Regions from separate parts of the Homo sapiens genome. Here region 2 is linked to region 1. A link is a loop called in an ENCODE intact Hi-C map of the cell type or tissue named here. Cell type or tissue: dorsolateral prefrontal cortex. All regions are shown on one strand. Region 1 overlaps PRKCQ (protein kinase C theta). Region 2 has its middle 6.3 kb from the start of SFMBT2.

What was found. Peaks named below come from ENCODE experiments on the same cell type or tissue, not always from the same donor. Only the 100,000 strongest peaks of a DNase experiment are listed, where the experiment ranks them.
Region 2: it touches region 1 in a loop (3-fold over the local background); 2 of 110 quality-filtered maps call a loop at or near these places.

Annotation. Positions count from the first base shown.
Region 1 is chr10:6,442,766-6,447,765 of GRCh38, reverse strand. The region is part of intron 15 of PRKCQ (protein kinase C theta); the gene reads left to right. Among named protein-coding and RNA genes, the nearest start is that of LINC02656, 95 kb to the right of the region's middle. RefSeq lists an enhancer at 4,706-4,875. In dorsolateral prefrontal cortex, CTCF peaks have their summits at 1,682 and 1,883 (motif pointing left); a DNase peak (open chromatin) is centred at 1,905; H3K4me3 peaks cover 574 bases; H3K27ac peaks cover 1,057 bases.
Region 2 is chr10:7,414,790-7,419,789 of GRCh38, reverse strand. No RefSeq gene overlaps it. Among named protein-coding and RNA genes, the nearest start is that of SFMBT2, 6.3 kb to the right of the region's middle. In dorsolateral prefrontal cortex, CTCF peaks have their summits at 2,323 and 2,523 (motif pointing right); no DNase peak of the experiment used is centred here; H3K27ac peaks cover 1,111 bases.

The sequences.
Region 1 (5,000 bases):
GCCGACTAGGTGAGGCAGAGAATTAAAACACAGGAACACACAACTGCTGGGACAGAGGCCATCTGGCAGGCACCCATCGTTCCTGTGAGGAGAACTCAAATCTCAGAAGCTCATGCATTTCGTAGCAGAGTCAGGAGCTACACATGAAAAACACACCTGTGCTCCCTCAACTGGGGATCGTCTCACTAGGCTGCACCTCCTGAGAGCTAAAGTGCGTCTCAAAAGCCCCACTGTTCCCCCTGTGTTCCTATAATAGGAGCAAAGAGAGGCTGATGTCTCTTTGGAGGTGCAAACTCATTTTGACAAAGAATAGGAAGGCAGTTAAACAGGGAAATATCGTACTTTTTTTTTTTTTTTTTGAGGTGGAGTCTTGCTCTGTTGCCCAGGCTGGAGTGCAGTGGCACAATCATGGCTCGCTGCAACCTCCGCCTCCCAGGTTCAGGCAATTCTCCTGCCTCAGCCTCCCGAGTAGCTGGGACTACAGGCGCGTGCCACCATGCCCGGCTAATTTATGTATTTTTAGTAGAGACAGGGTTTCACCATGTTGGCCAGGATGGTCTCGATCTCTTAACCTCATGATCCGCCCGCCTTGGCCTCCCAAAGTGCTGGGATTACAGGTGTGAGCCACTGCGCCCAGCCGGAAACATCATACTTTCTATGGCACACTAGACACTCAGTAAATCCAGATGGGATTGCAATGCATGGAAGCAGCTCCCTGGAGAAAGTCGGATTTCCCTGGAAACCACACTGGTATTGGCCCCAGGAGGTCACTGACTGCTGGGGCAGCACTCACCCAGTTGCACATCATGGTGGCAGAGCCCCGCCTGTCCAGACCTGACTTCCCAGCTTCTGAGGCTGAAGGAGAACAGATGAGGCTTGCTCTGGCGTCGTTCGGTGAAACCACTGTTCCTCTCTCGCTGCTTTCCCGGGTTTCCTTGTGCATTTTGAGCTGTGCATCTGATTCTTTGGGTCAAAGCAAGGACTGAAAAAGAGCAGAACACAAGAAGAGATCACAATGAGGCAAGGTCCCGGGGCTGAGAGAGAAAGGGGCCACCCTTGCTGGTGTTTCTCCACCACAGTCTCTTTAAAAATTGGGCATGGGCCGGGCATGGTGGCTCATGCCTATAATCCCAGGACTTTGGGAGGCGGAGGTAGGCGGATCACCTGAGGTCAGGAGTTCGAGACCAGCCTGGCCAACATGGTGAAACCCCGTCTCTACTAAAAATACAAAAATTAGCTGGATGTGGTGGCACACACCTGTAATCCCAGCTCCCCAGGAGGCTAAAGTAGGAGAATCGCTTGAACTTGGGAGGCGGAGGTTGCAGTGAGCTGAGATCGCGCCACTGCACTCCAGCCTGGCCAACATAAGCGAGACTCTGTCTCCAAAAAAAAAAAAAAAAAAAAAAAACTGAGCATAGTGTGACCATGACAGCTTGAGGTTTAAAACCAAGAGGCACATTATGCTATGGAAGGAACATCACGTGGTAAAATCCTGAAAGACCAGATTCAGAACATTGCTCTCAGCTCACTAACTAGGAGACTTTAAGTAAGACCTTTGGCCTTTCTAAGCCCAATCATCACCCCCTATAGGAGAGGGATAACTGTGCCTAGCTCAGGGGGGTTCTTATCAATAAAAGACATAACGTCTGCAAAACTCCTAACACATATCAGTATTCCTGAGGCGAACACTCTGCTGCACGTGTGAGTTTGCGTTTTACTTCTTCCTCCTAAGGTAAAACTGAAATTTTTTACCAACATCGCCAAGCTTTGAAGCCTTAATTTGCACCACAGCTGTCTCCTGTCCTTCCAAATTTTCTTTTTGTTTGTCCTGCCAAAACGAAGTTGTTTACAAAGATATGTGGTTCAGAGACGTTTCTGGTTGCTTTGACGCCGCCTTGTGGGCAAGTCTCGGAAATTGCATGTGTCCCTGGCCCAGCAAATTGAGCAAAGATTGTATTAGGTGCATCTTATATTTCCTTATCATTCTCCCTGGGTCTACCTTCAGATGATTCCTTAAGGCAAAGCCTATTTTTTCTAAATTATAAAGTAAACTTTAGCATGTAAATATCGAGGTAAGAGTAGTGGGTAGCATTTTTATATTGGAAATCAGTAACATTGCAAAATTCTGTTTGCAACTTTATTTTCAGAAACGGGGACAAGTGCATCATCAAAGCAGATATTTATCATAACATTTATAGTTGTCCCATAAGACAAATCATCTTGACTTTGCTACTTTTCACTGGATCTCACAAGAAGCTTATAAGAAGCGGGCCAGATATGATTCCCGTTTTTCACAAACAAGAAGGGTGAAAGGGTCCTCCCAAAACTACACAATAAGGGATTAAGCCAGAAGTAGAGCCTGTGACGTTTTACATGGCCAGAAAAACTCTTGTGCTGCTGTTGATATTGTTCTTCTGTTTGTTTAGCAAGTCTGCCTTAGAGAGACTTCACAGCACCCCTGGGCCTCACTTAGCACTGATCTGTCTCCCAGGAGTGGGCCCCGGGGTGGTGGAGGGTCAGGGATGGGGTTGCCGTGCACATCAGTCTGCTCCATCTAAAAAAGCTCACCGACATCAAAACATCTGGCTTTCCTAGAAAATACTGGAATGTCTGGAATTTTTTTTTTTTTTTTTTTTTTTTTTTTGACAGAGTCTTGCTCTGTCACCTAGGCTGGAGTGCAGAGGCGCGATCTTGGCTCACTACAGCCTCCACCTCCCGGGTTCAAGCGATTCTCCTGCCTCAGCCTCCCGAGTAGCTGGGATTACAGGCGTGCGCCACCACACCCAGCTAATTTCTGTGTTTTTAGTAGAGACGGGGTTTCGCCATGTTGGCCAGGCTGGTCTCAAACTCCTGACCTCGGGTGATCCACCCGCCTCAGCCTCCCAAAGGGCTGGGAGAATGGCTGGAATTGTGGTGTCATTTTCTTTTCAAGGCCATCAGTGCTGCAATTCTGCCATTCATTCCAAAGGCCCATTAGAGAAGGAAGAGAAAAATTCCATGTCATACGAGTAGCGCCAACAAAAAAATACCTTCTGCGTGCGTGTGTGTGTGTGTGTGTATTTATGTGTGTCTGTTCACAGATGCACCCAGCTAAGCCCAAACACATTACAAGGTAGAACAGATGTTCATCCCCAAGAGAGTCTGACTGTCTTGCTTTTAAGTTTAGTGCCTCAATCCTATTATTCCTTCTCCATTTTGTTTTGGCTAATAAAGCAACTTGCCCGCAACTCATCCTTGGAGCAGCAGTCATGAATTAACGAAGATTTTTTTTCCCTCTTTTCCATTAAAAAAAATTTTATGTGCCACTATTATGTCCTAGGGTTTTGTTTTTAATTGTGGGAAAATACACGTAACATGAAATTTACCATCTGAACTATTTTTGTGTACAGTTCAGTAATGTTAAAAATAGTGCCAGGTGCGGTTAATCCCAGCACTTTGGAGGCCGAGGTGGGTGGATCACTTGAGGTCAGGAGATCAAGACCAGCCTGATCAACATGTGAAACCCTGTCTCTACCAAAAATACAAAAATTATCTGGGCATGGTGGTATGCACCTGTAATCCCAGCTACTCGGGAGGCTGAGGCAGGAGAATTACTTGAACCCAGGAGGCAGAGGTTGCAGTGAGCCGAGATTGTGCCACTGCACTCCAGCCTGGGTGACAGAGCGAGACTCCATTTCAAAAATAAATAGATAAATAAAATAAAGTGTATTGTATAGTTGTGCAATCAATCTCCAGAAGGTTTTCATCTTGAAAAACCAAAACTCTGTCCCCATTAAATACCAGCTCCCTATTCCCCCTCCCCACAGCTCCTGGCAGCCACTATTCCACTTCCTGTCTCTAGAATTTAACTATTAGGTTGGTGCAGAAGTAGTTACGGTTTTTGTCACTGAAAGTAAGGGCAAAAACTTCTGTTAATACTTAAGGTACCTTATGTAAGTGGAATCATTCAGTATTTGTCTTTCCCTGCCTGGCTTACTTCACTTAGCATAATGTTATCAAGGTTCACTCACGTAGCATGTGACAGGTTTCCCTTCACCTTGAAGGCTGAATAATATTCCTCTGTGTGGAGGTACCACATTTTCTTCAACGCCTTCCCTATCCCTCCTCCCTACCCTCTGCCCAGACCCTGGCGACTGCCACTCTCAGCTTCTATGAGTTCAACGTGTTTACGTTTCACATATAAATGAGATCTTGCAGCATTTGTTTTTCTGTGCCTGGCTTGCTTCACTCAACATCATGTTTTCCAGGTTCATCCATGTTGTTGCAAGTAGAGATTTTCTCCTTTTTCAGGGCTGATACTCCCCTGTGTATATATAGCACAGTTTCTGTATCCATTTATCCACTGATGGACACTTAGAGTCCATATCTTGGCTATTGTGAATGAAGCTGCAATGAGCAAGCAAGTGCAGCTGTCTCCTCTACATACTGGTTTTATTTCCGTTGGTAATTTACCCACCGGCACATTTTCCTTATTTCTTTCATCCATGGATGGGTCCTACCATGTACCATCTCAGAGAAGCTTAGGCACAGTTTGTTGGGATGTCAGACGCTGAGCAGAATGGCGCGTGCCCTCTACCTTCCAATGTCCAAAAAGGAATTCATTGAAAGATCAACATACAAAGCCTTTTTTGCCAGAAGAGTGGGTTGGTGAAAGGATAGGAATCTTTCAAAATGTTAGGTAGGCTTCCAGACTTTAAATCCTCCTCCCTAACAGATAGACTCAGACCCCGCTATCGAGCTGTAGGTAGCTCTTAGAGATCTTTCATTTCTAGATTTGAGTGCTTTGGGGTTTTTTTTGTTTTTGAGATGGAGTTTCTCTCTTGTTGCCCAAGCTGGAGTGCATTGGCATGATCTTGGCTCACTGCAACCACTGCCTCCCAGGTTCAAGCGATTCTCCTGCCTCAGCTTCCGGAGTAGCTAGGATTACAAGCACCCACCACCACACCTGGTTAATTTTTGTAGTTTTAGTAGAGATAGGGTTTCACCACGTTGGCCAGGCT
Region 2 (5,000 bases), 970 kb before region 1:
CTGGCCCTCCTTTGCATTTTAGCCTTTTCTTCTGTTGCTAAATGATCCATGTTCCTTCAATCTTCCGTCCCATACATTATCTTTAGTCTCTGGCATCTCTACTATCATAAACTGTGGGAATGGAGTTTAGGGAAAACGTGCCCAGGCTCTAGAGTCAGACTGGCTGAGTTCAAGTTTGGGCTCCAACACTTACTAGTCAGGTATCCACAACCAGATGGCTTAATCACTCTCAGCCCCTCCCTCAGTTTCTTTGTCTATAAAGTGGGGACAATGACACTGCCTACTAAACATGCTTGCTGTGGGGTTAAATGAGGTAGGATACATAAAGCTCTTGGAAGAGGGCTTGGCACAGAGTATGTGCTCAATCAATGTTAACTGTTGTAATGAATTCCATAGCTTAAGGAATTGTGTCATTAGCAAGTGTACTCTATTGTTTGCTCAGATGCATTTGTATATTTTCTAGATTTTTTCATTTGTGCTATCCCTAAGGAATTGATTTCTGATTCGGCATAACTGCAAACCAAGAAAGGAATGAAAGGTGAATAAGAGCACTTAAACATTGGGGTCTTTCAGTTGCGTGAGCTGCTCTGTTTCCATTGGTTTAAAGACATAGAGAAAACACAGTTCCACTAACCATCCTGTGCTTGAGGAGTTTTTATGTAGGTGAGATCAGAGTGATGAATGATGATGGATGGATTCATTTCAAGTCCATTACAGAGCCAGCTTTACATGGACGTTTACATGGGATTCCTGATCATAGAGGCCACAGTCTAGTGAGGAATAGGAAGAGGGTGACACTTTTGCCTTCCTCCATTGCCATGCAAGCCACCCAAGCACCACAGAACAGAGAAATGGCTTCAGTTCAGTGTAAGGATGAATTTGCCAAGAGGAGTCAAAGGTGGAATGAGCTATCTCTGGAGGGAGTGAAGAGTGAGGTGTTCAAGCAGACTGCATGGTCATTTGTAGGGATAATGATAAGGTTTGGCTGTGTCCCCACCCAAATCTCATCTTGAATTACAATCCCCATAATCCCCATGTATTGAGAGAGGGACTCAGTGGGAGGTGATTGGATCATGGGAGCAGTTTCTCCCATGCTGCTCTCGTGATAGTGAGATCTCACCAGATCTGATGGTTTTATGAGGGGCTCTCCTCCTTCGCTTCACACACACACACATGCTCTCTCTTTCTCTTTCGCTCTGTCTCTATTGCCACCATATAAGACATGCCTCTTCCCCTTCGGCTGTGATTGTAAGTTTCCTGAGGCCTCCCCAGCCCTGCGGAACTGTGAGTCAATTAAGCCTCTTTCCTTTATAAATCAATTACCCAGTCTCGGGTATGTCTTTATAACAGTGTGAAAACAGACTAATATAGATAATGTAGAGGGGAGTTGGGCATGAGAGAGATGGCAGACCAGGTGACCTTTGTGGCTCATTCAACCTAAGAATCTAATTAAATTCAGGGAAACTGGGTTTGATCCCTTGGAGAACGCTTGGATTTGCTGTATGTGTTTGAACTGACCACTCTGTGTTTTCTCCCATCTGGGAATACTGGCACTTCTTGCTTAAGTTAGAAGTTACAAGTTAATAGCTTATGCCTGTGGTGTTAAATATCATCAAACTTTTGTATAATTTATTCTTTCTTTCCAATGGAGCCAAGACAATATCAAGATCTTTGTACTTACTTTTCCTGCTGTCTGGAGCTCTCTGTTCAAATGCCACTTCCCTGACCCACTTTCATAAAAAACGTCATCCTCCCCCAACACCATACTTGTCATTGTCACTTCCTGTACCTCCCCCTGCTTTTACTCTTTTCCATGGCACTGACATCCACATGACATATTAGATATTCATTTCTTTGGTGTTGATCTGTCCTTGATGAACTATAAGTGTCATGGAACAGGGCTTCATCTGTCTTGTTCACTGTATTTCAGATCCTACAACAGTGCCTGGCACACATCTGGTCCTCAGTAAATATTTGTTGAATGAGAAAAATGTAAGCAGAGATTGGTTTTTATTTTTCATTAATCTTCCTCTATATCTAATTTATGTAAGTTTCTCTTCAAAAAATTGATTGAAAAATCTTTTGAGTTTCCCCCATCCCCAAGGTATGAAATTAAAATGAAAATCTTCAAGAATTCAGCAACGATATCCATTTCAGAGGCACTTACAAGGGTTAAAAAAAATCAATCTTTAAAGGGATAAGAAAAAAACCATAGTGCTATATTAAAAACTGGTTTAAGTGACTCATTTTAAGAAAAGGAAGCAATGTTACTTTTCAAAGAAACATGTAAGTACTCTTTATGTCTAACATTCAAAGGATGAATGATTTGATAAGAATACAATTCAGCTTATTTGTAGCTAGGGCTTCTAAGCCATCATCTATAATCAAATATAGTAAGAACCAAATTCTTCCCTTACTACTGATATCTGTATTCTTCAACGTTCTTTATTTAAAAAAATAAAATAAACAACAACAAAAAACTATCTAAAAAATCTAAAAGCAAGTCAATGTCTGTTTCCAGTAGATGGCACTGCAAATCAAGTCTTTGTAGATCTACTAACTATCACTTCTTTGATCATGATAATAATGATTTATTCTGTACTAAGATCATCTAAAGCAGCTTACACAGTGAAAACAAATAGGATGGCGATGCTGAAGCTACATGAAAGCTGAGATAGTCCAGCTCCCTAATACTGGTATCTCTCCTCTTGTATACCATAGCCGGGCACTTATTAAGGTAGTGGGTGAATGTAACAAATTGTCCACTGTGCTTATTCATGGAAGTGCTTTTTCATGTGGGATTTTTGGTCGCTTGTTTTAGTTTGTTTAGTCTATTTTGCAGTATAAATTCAATGGGACTCTTGATGCTTTTACATGGTGTCAAATTCAACCTCATTCAGGCCAGTTATCATTCACAGAGGAAATACTGCTCTAGGGTCACAGACCCACATCTCTGACCTGCACTGTGTTTATGGTTGTTTGTTGAGGCATGATCTTGCTCTGTCACCCAGGCTGGAGTGCAGTGGCATGATCATAGTTCACTGCAGTCTCTACTGCCTGGGCTCAGGCAATCCTCTTGCCTCAGCCTCCCGAAGAGTTGGGGCTACAGGTGCATGCCACCATGCCCAGCTAATTTTTATTTTTTGTAGAGACAGGGTCTGGATATGTTGTTCAGGCTGGTCTCCACCTCCTGGGCTCAAGTGATCCTCCTGCCTCAATCTCCCAAAGGGCTGGGATTACAGGTGTGAGCTACTGCACCCAGTTGGGGTGTGTGTGTTTTTGCCAATAGATACCCTCAGTCATAAAGGGGTAAAATTAGAAAGTGTAAATGGTTCCAGACAACTCAAGTTCCACAAGAAAAAACCGAGATGCAACCTGTGTTTCAATGACAGTGACAGTGGATGAGGACTCAGCTTTATGTGTAAAGAAATATACATTTAAAACATATTTTCAAACCATTTAAAAGGGATATTACACATAATACAGACTAGGAGTTATGAAATGTTATCATATATGTAAAAAATACCTGGAATAGTGTCTGGAGCAAAGTAGATACTAAATAAATCCTCTGTCTCATTTTTGCTGTCTTTAAAAGGGCCTGAGAGCCAGTCCCTGCTCGGTAACTCTGTCCTTTAAAAGGCCTCTGTCATTTAATCTCTCTGGACTGCAGCTCTCAAAAGGGCTGGAACTGAGGCCACAAAGTCTAAAATATTATGCCTAATACACAGTAAGATTCACAAATGAAGGGCGTGATACCATGCATCCAGATGTACAAGCCAGCAGCCACAGAAGTTGGGAATGAATTTTGTCATGATGTTCTTCTCAGTGGAGAAAGAAGCCATTAGTCAAAACTGGAACATCCACAAGCAAACCACGTCGGCTCTTTCAATAAATGTCCTAGGAGAGTTCAGACCTCATGTCCTTTTTTTTTTTTTTTTTTTCTCTTGAGACAGAGTCTCGCTCTGTGGCCCAGGCTGGAGTAAAATGGCGCGATCTCGGCTCACTGCAACCTCTGCCTCCTGGGTTCAAGCAATTCTCCTGTCTCAGCCTCCCGAGTAGCTGGGATTACAGGAGCATGCCACCACACCTGGCTAATTTTTTTTTTTTTTGTATTTTTAGTAGAGATGGGGTTTCACTGTGTTCCCTGGGCTGGTCTCGAACTCCTGAACTCAGGCAATCCACCTGCCTTGGCCTCCCAAAGTGCTAAGATTACAGGTATGAGCCATCACGCCCGGCCTTCATGTACTTTTAAAAATATGCCCTGTACCCTATTATTTTTTTCTCTTGTTGTCAAGGAAGCTTGAAATTCCTTCAAATTATACAAGAGTCAATCGCAATAGTGTGTTTCTGAAATTTCTATAAATGTATGAGAAGGTGCTCTCTTAGGTGGTGATATTTTTTGAACCAATACACATCACTACACTCACTGAGAACTCTAGTTATTTTCACAAGCCATCTCAATAACCCCAGGCTTTTCTCAGAAGGACTGTCATAGATACACTCACCAGAGCCCCCACACTTTTATGGGCAACACAAAACTCATACAGTAAATGCAAAAACACAATAATAATCAAAAGAAGGCAAAAATATGACCTGAATGGTACCTTCACTGAAGGGCAGTGAGGCAAAGAAGGCCCTAATACCCTTTCCCTACAAATTCCTTTACTTAATTCTTTTTTATCTTCTGTGACCTCAGAATTTGATTGCTATATCAAATTGGCAGAATACCATATAAAGCAATTTATGGCTTTGAGGTGGGGTAGATTGCTTAGCACTGTTTAGGTCTGAAAGGACCTCACAGAACACCTAGTCCAATCCCCTCATTTTACCCAAGAGGAAAGAACGGCTCAGAGAGGTCACTGGACTTACAGAGGTCACACAGATAATTAGCGATGAAGCAGTGACTGAGGTCACTGGACTCCCAATACATTAACCATTAAGTGCTTTAATTGGGGATAGAAGATAAGGAAAAAAGGTGAAAAAATAAAAGACAGAGTGTA